Linked DNA regions of Mus musculus: region 1 is linked to region 2. The links are chromatin loops, found by intact Hi-C in ENCODE. Cell type or tissue: heart. All regions are shown on one strand. Each heading gives the region's core, and the rest is flanking DNA. Links, peaks and the distances in the headings are about the cores only. Region 1 overlaps Phldb2 (pleckstrin homology like domain, family B, member 2). Region 2 holds the start of Abhd10 (abhydrolase domain containing 10).

Evidence for each region. A loop is a pair of places that touch in the nucleus more often than their neighbours do. Peaks named below come from ENCODE experiments on the same cell type or tissue, not always from the same donor. Only the 100,000 strongest peaks of a DNase experiment are listed, where the experiment ranks them.
Region 1: it touches region 2 in a loop (2.0-fold over the local background); 4 of 42 quality-filtered maps call a loop at or near these places.

The regions. Positions count from the first base shown.
Region 1 is chr16:45,798,858-45,801,772 of GRCm38, reverse strand. It overlaps Phldb2 (pleckstrin homology like domain, family B, member 2), which reads left to right. Exons shown (of 18, transcript NM_153412.4): 5 at 144-281. The region is part of intron 1 of Gm52249 (a long non-coding RNA gene); the gene reads right to left. Among named protein-coding and RNA genes, the nearest start is that of Gm52249, 4.8 kb to the right of the region's middle. In heart, for the core only: a CTCF peak has its summit at 1,187; no DNase peak of the experiment used is centred there.
Region 2 is chr16:45,742,290-45,745,204 of GRCm38, reverse strand. Abhd10 (abhydrolase domain containing 10) reads left to right here and starts at 2,250. Exons shown (of 5, transcript NM_172511.4): 1 at 2,250-2,428. The coding sequence starts at 2,314. In heart, for the core only: a CTCF peak has its summit at 1,318 (motif pointing left); a DNase peak (open chromatin) is centred at 2,204; H3K4me3 peaks cover 1,036 bases; H3K27ac peaks cover 1,359 bases.

The DNA of each region.
Region 1 (2,915 bases), core at 250-2,749, 56 kb before region 2:
GCATTCGTAAGCCTCGTGCTGGCTCCCTGAACCCTGCAATCTGGCTGCTCCGTAACAATTGTTGAGAATCCATTAAACCTGCTCCTCTGTGGGCAGTGGTTCCTGAAGGTGAGATGCGTCTGACCTTTCTTCTATGTCCTTAGTTGGATATGGAATGCGCTCTTTTGGATGGAGAACAGAAATCCGAGACGGCTGAGCTCATGAAGGAAAAGGAGATTCTAGATCATCTAAACCGGAAAATCACGGAACTAGAAAAGAACATCGTAGGCGAGAAGACTAAGGTAAACAGACCATGATAGAATGTGTTTTTTAAGGGGATATTCGGGGGGGTTCCCAACTATTGGAATTTAAGTGTTAAATGAAATTGCATTAATTTGGGCTGATTGTATCATGTTCCTGATTAATGTGGCTCTAGAAAAAAAAAAGTCCTAAGGTCCTCTGTTGTCCCAAACAAACGTAAAGACATGCCAGGAACCAGGCAGTAGATGCTGAGAAATCCAGGTATCTCATAACAGTCTGGTCCTGCTTGATAACTGAGTTCTTTTTTATTCCCCCATTGGTATTTCTCCTTTTATGATTCTACTGTGTGTTTTTTTAAATTTTAGTATTTTTATGATTTTTCCTGTACTGAGCATGTTTGTCACTGGTTGGTACATTGCAGGTTGCCTTGGGCATAGTCAAACAGTGGTACCTCGTTTCTGTTGACTTTTCTGTTCATTAATATGATGAACAGTTCCCACTCATCTCCCCCTTTTGGCCTTGCCATTGTCCCCAGTGCACGTGCCCTGCTCTGTGAATAAAGGTGGTGGTGTTTCCAGAAGAGGTCCCCACACACTGCCAAGAGATCTACAGGCCACAGGTGACACTTGTTTATGCTTTCCAGGTTACAAGTTGAATGTGAGCTGACAGCCACAAGGGAAAACACAGAACGTTGCTTCCAGTACTTAGAGTTAAAAGTGTCATTTTGTTAGTGAGGAATTCTCCCCTCTTGGCAGTAGTATATGTTCCTTTTCCATTATGATTTAGCAGCAGCTGAACTAAGCCTAAAATTAAAAATAAAATTCCAAACCGGGTTAGCAAGAAGCAAACAAGATTTAACACATTCTTTTCCTGACAGCCTTGTCCTCTATTAGGCAGAGACAAAGAAAAAATGTTTTGATTTGAGTATGTTCTACTGCTCTTGTGTGGAAGGAATTTCAACTGCATGTGAGTTCCTTGAAAGCCTCCTATTTGTTGAGTCCCATAAAGAAGAACAATGGATCTCACTGCCAAAGGCTGAGCCCAGAATTACGTGGTCAGAAATCCAAGCTGGTGTTCATATTCCAGTTCATTTTCTGATTTTCTGAATGTCAAAATTAAACTGTCCAGCCTCCTCATTATTGACCTTATCTATGCACCTTTAAGACCAGCCCTTGGAATTCCAAAGAACCTATTTGGGTAGTGGGCATGTTTCGCTGTAGCTCACAATAAAATCAAAGGGTTAACTGTATTCGCCTAGTGTAGGGGGCTTGGGAACAGGACCAATGCTCAGCAGGTTAAGAACCCTGCTGTGCAAGCCTAGCAGCCTAGAAACCAAGTGAAGAGTCAGATGTGGAGGCCTGTGTAATCCCAGCTTTCCTCTAGCAAGATGGGAGGTAGAGACAGGAAGATCTCCCCAAGAAACTCTTAGGGCAACTAGCCTGCATTACACGACACAGTAGCAAAACAAGAGAGATCCTACCTCAAACAAAGTGAAACAAAAAGGCTAACACCTGATGTCCTTTGACCCCCACATGTGTGCCATAGCATGTAGATGCCTCCCCCAACCCCATATACACTGAAATACAGAAGTCTTGGTTAATGACTAATCTTTTTCAGACTCTTTGTATTGAGGTAACCAGAAACTTTTGTTAGTGATATCAGATATCATTGTTTGTTTGGTTTTTTTGTTTGTTTGGTTTTTTTTTTTGTTTTGTTTTGTTTTGTTTTGGATTTTGGTTTTTTTTTTTTTTTTTTTTTTTGGATACTTAGTATTTTACTCTTTAAAAATACTAATTAAATTAAATTATACTGTAGTTCTCATACTGCAGTTTGTGCCATGGGACCTAAAAATGGGGCATCATGTTCCCTGTGAACATTGGGCTGCCCCTGTCCATGTAACTGTCTTCTCATAGACACATCTAGTGTCCTTCTCAGTTATTAGCATCAGTTTCACAAAAGTAAAACAAAATGAGCTAATGCTAGCCCTGACTTCCCAGAGAAAACTGCAGCGTGTTTGAGACCTAAGGTGGAAATCCTGAAGCCTTGTCAGAAAGGAGCCCGGAAGCCACCTTCATCCCTCCTGACAGGCTATTGAAGAAGCAGAGTGTAGGGTGTGGGCCAGATCCACAGCTGTTAGGGGATTAGTGGGCCGTAGCAGGTGGAGTTATTGTCTCTCATCACATGGTGTGGAAAATGTCAGAAACTGGCTTTGGGTAAGGGGTTCCAAGAGCAGGGGGGTTGGAAACAAAGACTATGCCAGATGGTGTCACTACACTACATATTCTAGACAACCAAACTGAGAGAGTAACAACTTACCACAGTTTGGCAGAATTATCCTACTTCATAAATAAACTTCTTCGAACATTTTCTGACACAGGAATTTCTGGCGTCTGTGTTCATATTTCTGGCTCTCCCTGACCCCTCAGTCAGTCTTCTTTACCTAAGGAAAAGTTCTTTCCTCCCATCAAAGGCCACCATTTGGACACCCTTCAAGTGCGGTTCCATACCACCTTCTCAAGTCTTGAGTGTTTCTGCATAAACCTTGCCAGTTTACTGCATTTCTACTATAAACATGCTACCTTTATTATCTCAGACTATCAACAGTTAAAATAAACAGATTCCTTCTGTCTACATCCTAAGTTTCTCAAACAGTTTTGCCAGCAGACACTGTGTCT
Region 2 (2,915 bases), core at 86-2,585:
CTGGCTACCTCACTCATTAATGAACTCTCCTAATGAGGTTTCAACGCTGTCCACAGTCGCTGGGAGTTCTTGTAACTAAAAGGAGTTCATACAGCTATGATGTGTTCCCTATTGTTTTCTATTATTTCCAGACAAAGAGGACTTTAATTAGTTACCTTAGGAACAAAGCATAGAGAAGTGACACTAAATCAAACTGATTTAAAACAAACAAACAAACCAAAGACTTGCTAGTGCTAGAAGCAAGCTGACCCAGTCTATCATCTTCGGTCACAGGCTTCCTGTGTGAGAGACACAGCAGCTCTAGAGGGAAAGGTTTGTTCTGTCTTTCTCTATCAAGCTCCTCCGGCAGAGTCTACCATTTCATGTTCTCAAAACTCCAAAGACGCGTCTGTCTCACGGTGCCTGCCCTTTGCTCTTGTCTTTGGCACCAACAACTGTTCCCGCGAATCTCTAAAAGGACAGTACCCAAGTTTCCTTCTGTTGTTGTAATAAATGGCATGACCAAAGGCAACTGTACGGGGGAAAGAGTTTATTTGGCTTACTGGTAAATATTCATCACTGAGGAGAGACAAGGCAGAAATTCACCACAGAAGCTTGAAGCAGAGACCACCAAGGAATATTGCTCACTAACTTGTTTCCAGGCTCACAGCCACTGACATTTTATACAATCCAGGCCCGCAGAGGGCTAGGACCACCTACATCAATCAGCAATCAAGAAAATGCCCCCCACAGACGTGCCTCCAGGCCAATCTTATGGGTGTAGACAATTGTCCAATTAAAAATCCTTCCTTCCTAGGTCCTCAATCTGACAAAACAAACTGAGACAAATAAAGTGGTTTTACATAAAAACATATATTTTTTTCACAAAGTACAGAAATTTCAAGCAGAATAGACAAGATAAAGTCCTATACTTAGTGAGACTTGAGGCTGCCAAAATTATTTTGAAAGATGTCAGAATCCAGAGACCCTAGTATCACAATTAATTGAATTATTTTCTATTGCCATTGATTCACCCCCTTCCCTGCCATTCCCCCACCCCCTTGTTAAAAAACAACAACAACAACAACAACAACAACAACAACAAAACGGTGCTATTGAAGGTAACACAGAGCCTTATGAACTCCTGTTTGAAGGGACTCTAGCCACCTTGAGCATGGCAAACATGTCTCTGGAAGGCCTGGTCCTTCTCTCTCATTTCCTCTGCCTTGCTAGAAACTGTAGCCCCCAAGGTCTATTCCCTTATTTGGTCACTTCCTGCTAAACCTAGTCCAGAAATCAAAGTATTTAAGTCCAGCAATCAAAAGCCCCCTTGTGGCTGTCCTAACTAACCTGTCCAATTAAACACCTCATCCGTACATGGGGTTCACCCTTTAACCTTTATAAACAGCCATATTCCTATGAGCCATGTCTGTCTCCTGTCGATTCAGAGGCAGTCCTATGTGCCCCCTCCCCCAACAAAAAAACCCTTCCTCCTCTCTTCTTTCCTCCTTCTTCTCCCTCCTCCCCATTTCTAGTCTTTGTCTTTTGCTCTCTGCCCTTTGTGTCTCTGGGGCAAATCTCCTTTTTGTGCTGGGAATTTGGTCTTGGGATGTCTTGCGCCAATATTTAGAATAGTCATAAAGGGCATGATAGTTCAAAGCGTACTGAAAATTGTGTGTATTATAATAACATGGCCAGATTGCCTGACAAAAGACTTTAGATAGTTACCCATCAAGCAACCATATGTGAATGAGTGTTTTCAGTAATTTTGCCTGTGGCTGCTCCTTTGAATTTTCAGCAATCTGGTGAGTGGGAAAATGTTTGGGAGAGATCAAAGAATGTTGATGCGACTCCAATGATGTGACTTTAAGATTAAGGTCGCCTCTTGGAAACCTTTCCCCCATAGCTGAAATGGAGTCATAGGGAATGAATGGGTAAGGCAAGAAGCCTAGCAATTTTTGTCCCAGGTCTTTGGTTTCTCTGGATGATAACACGGTTTCCCATCTATGCACGCTCAATTTGACCCTGGCTCCTCTCCGACATTTCCGCAGCTTACTGCGAAAAATACCGGCCAAGGCCGCCCAATGTCACAAGCCAAATGCCCTTTGGGGGAGACAGAACAACCCAGTAGAGACAGCAGTACCCCAGACAGCACCTTTGCGCATGCGTCTCCGCGCCCGGGGGCGGGGGGGGGAGGAGGTGAACAAATCCCACGTGATGCTTGTAAGCAACCCCCACCCCCACCCCACCCCGCTCCCCGCGGACTGCGCGTGCGTGACCTCGGGACCGCGCGACCTGCGCGCGTCTGTAGCGGGCGCAGGGGCAGCTGGGAAGATGGCGGCCTGGGCCCCTTGTCGGAGGTGGGGCTGGGCGGCTGTGTCCTTCGGCCGGCACCCGGGCCTGAGCGCGTCACTAGCTCGGAAGCCCCCACGGGCATGGTGGCTCTCAGGTTAGTGTACGGAAGGTGGGGCACTGGGGCTCTTTGGAAGGCCCGGCGACCGTCCAGTGCCCGTCTGGAGCCGGCTTGGCGCGCCATTTAAAACTGCTCTGGCTGTCTCGGCACTGAACGCTGCTGGGCAAGGCTAGGGGAGTCTGCTTTTCTGCTGAGGCCCTGCGGCGTTCTTGGAAGTCCTTGTTAGCGGTTACACTGCGATTTAAGGAGTTCCTACGTCCTCTGAATCAAACGTCAAGAGCAGAAAGAAAAAAAATAAGATGTGCATTTAATGTGTTTGGTTATTAGCTGCTCCTAGAGCTTTTCATATGGATATATGTCAAGTGGTTAGCCTTGCCTGTCATGGACTTGAGGAAACAAAGTATGTATGTATATACATGTAAATGCTGTCTTTAGACCTAATATCTGATTGTTCTTGTTTAAAGAATTGGAGTTACTCTACAATGGAAGCTAAAATGTGGATCAGTAGTATTACATGCGTAGA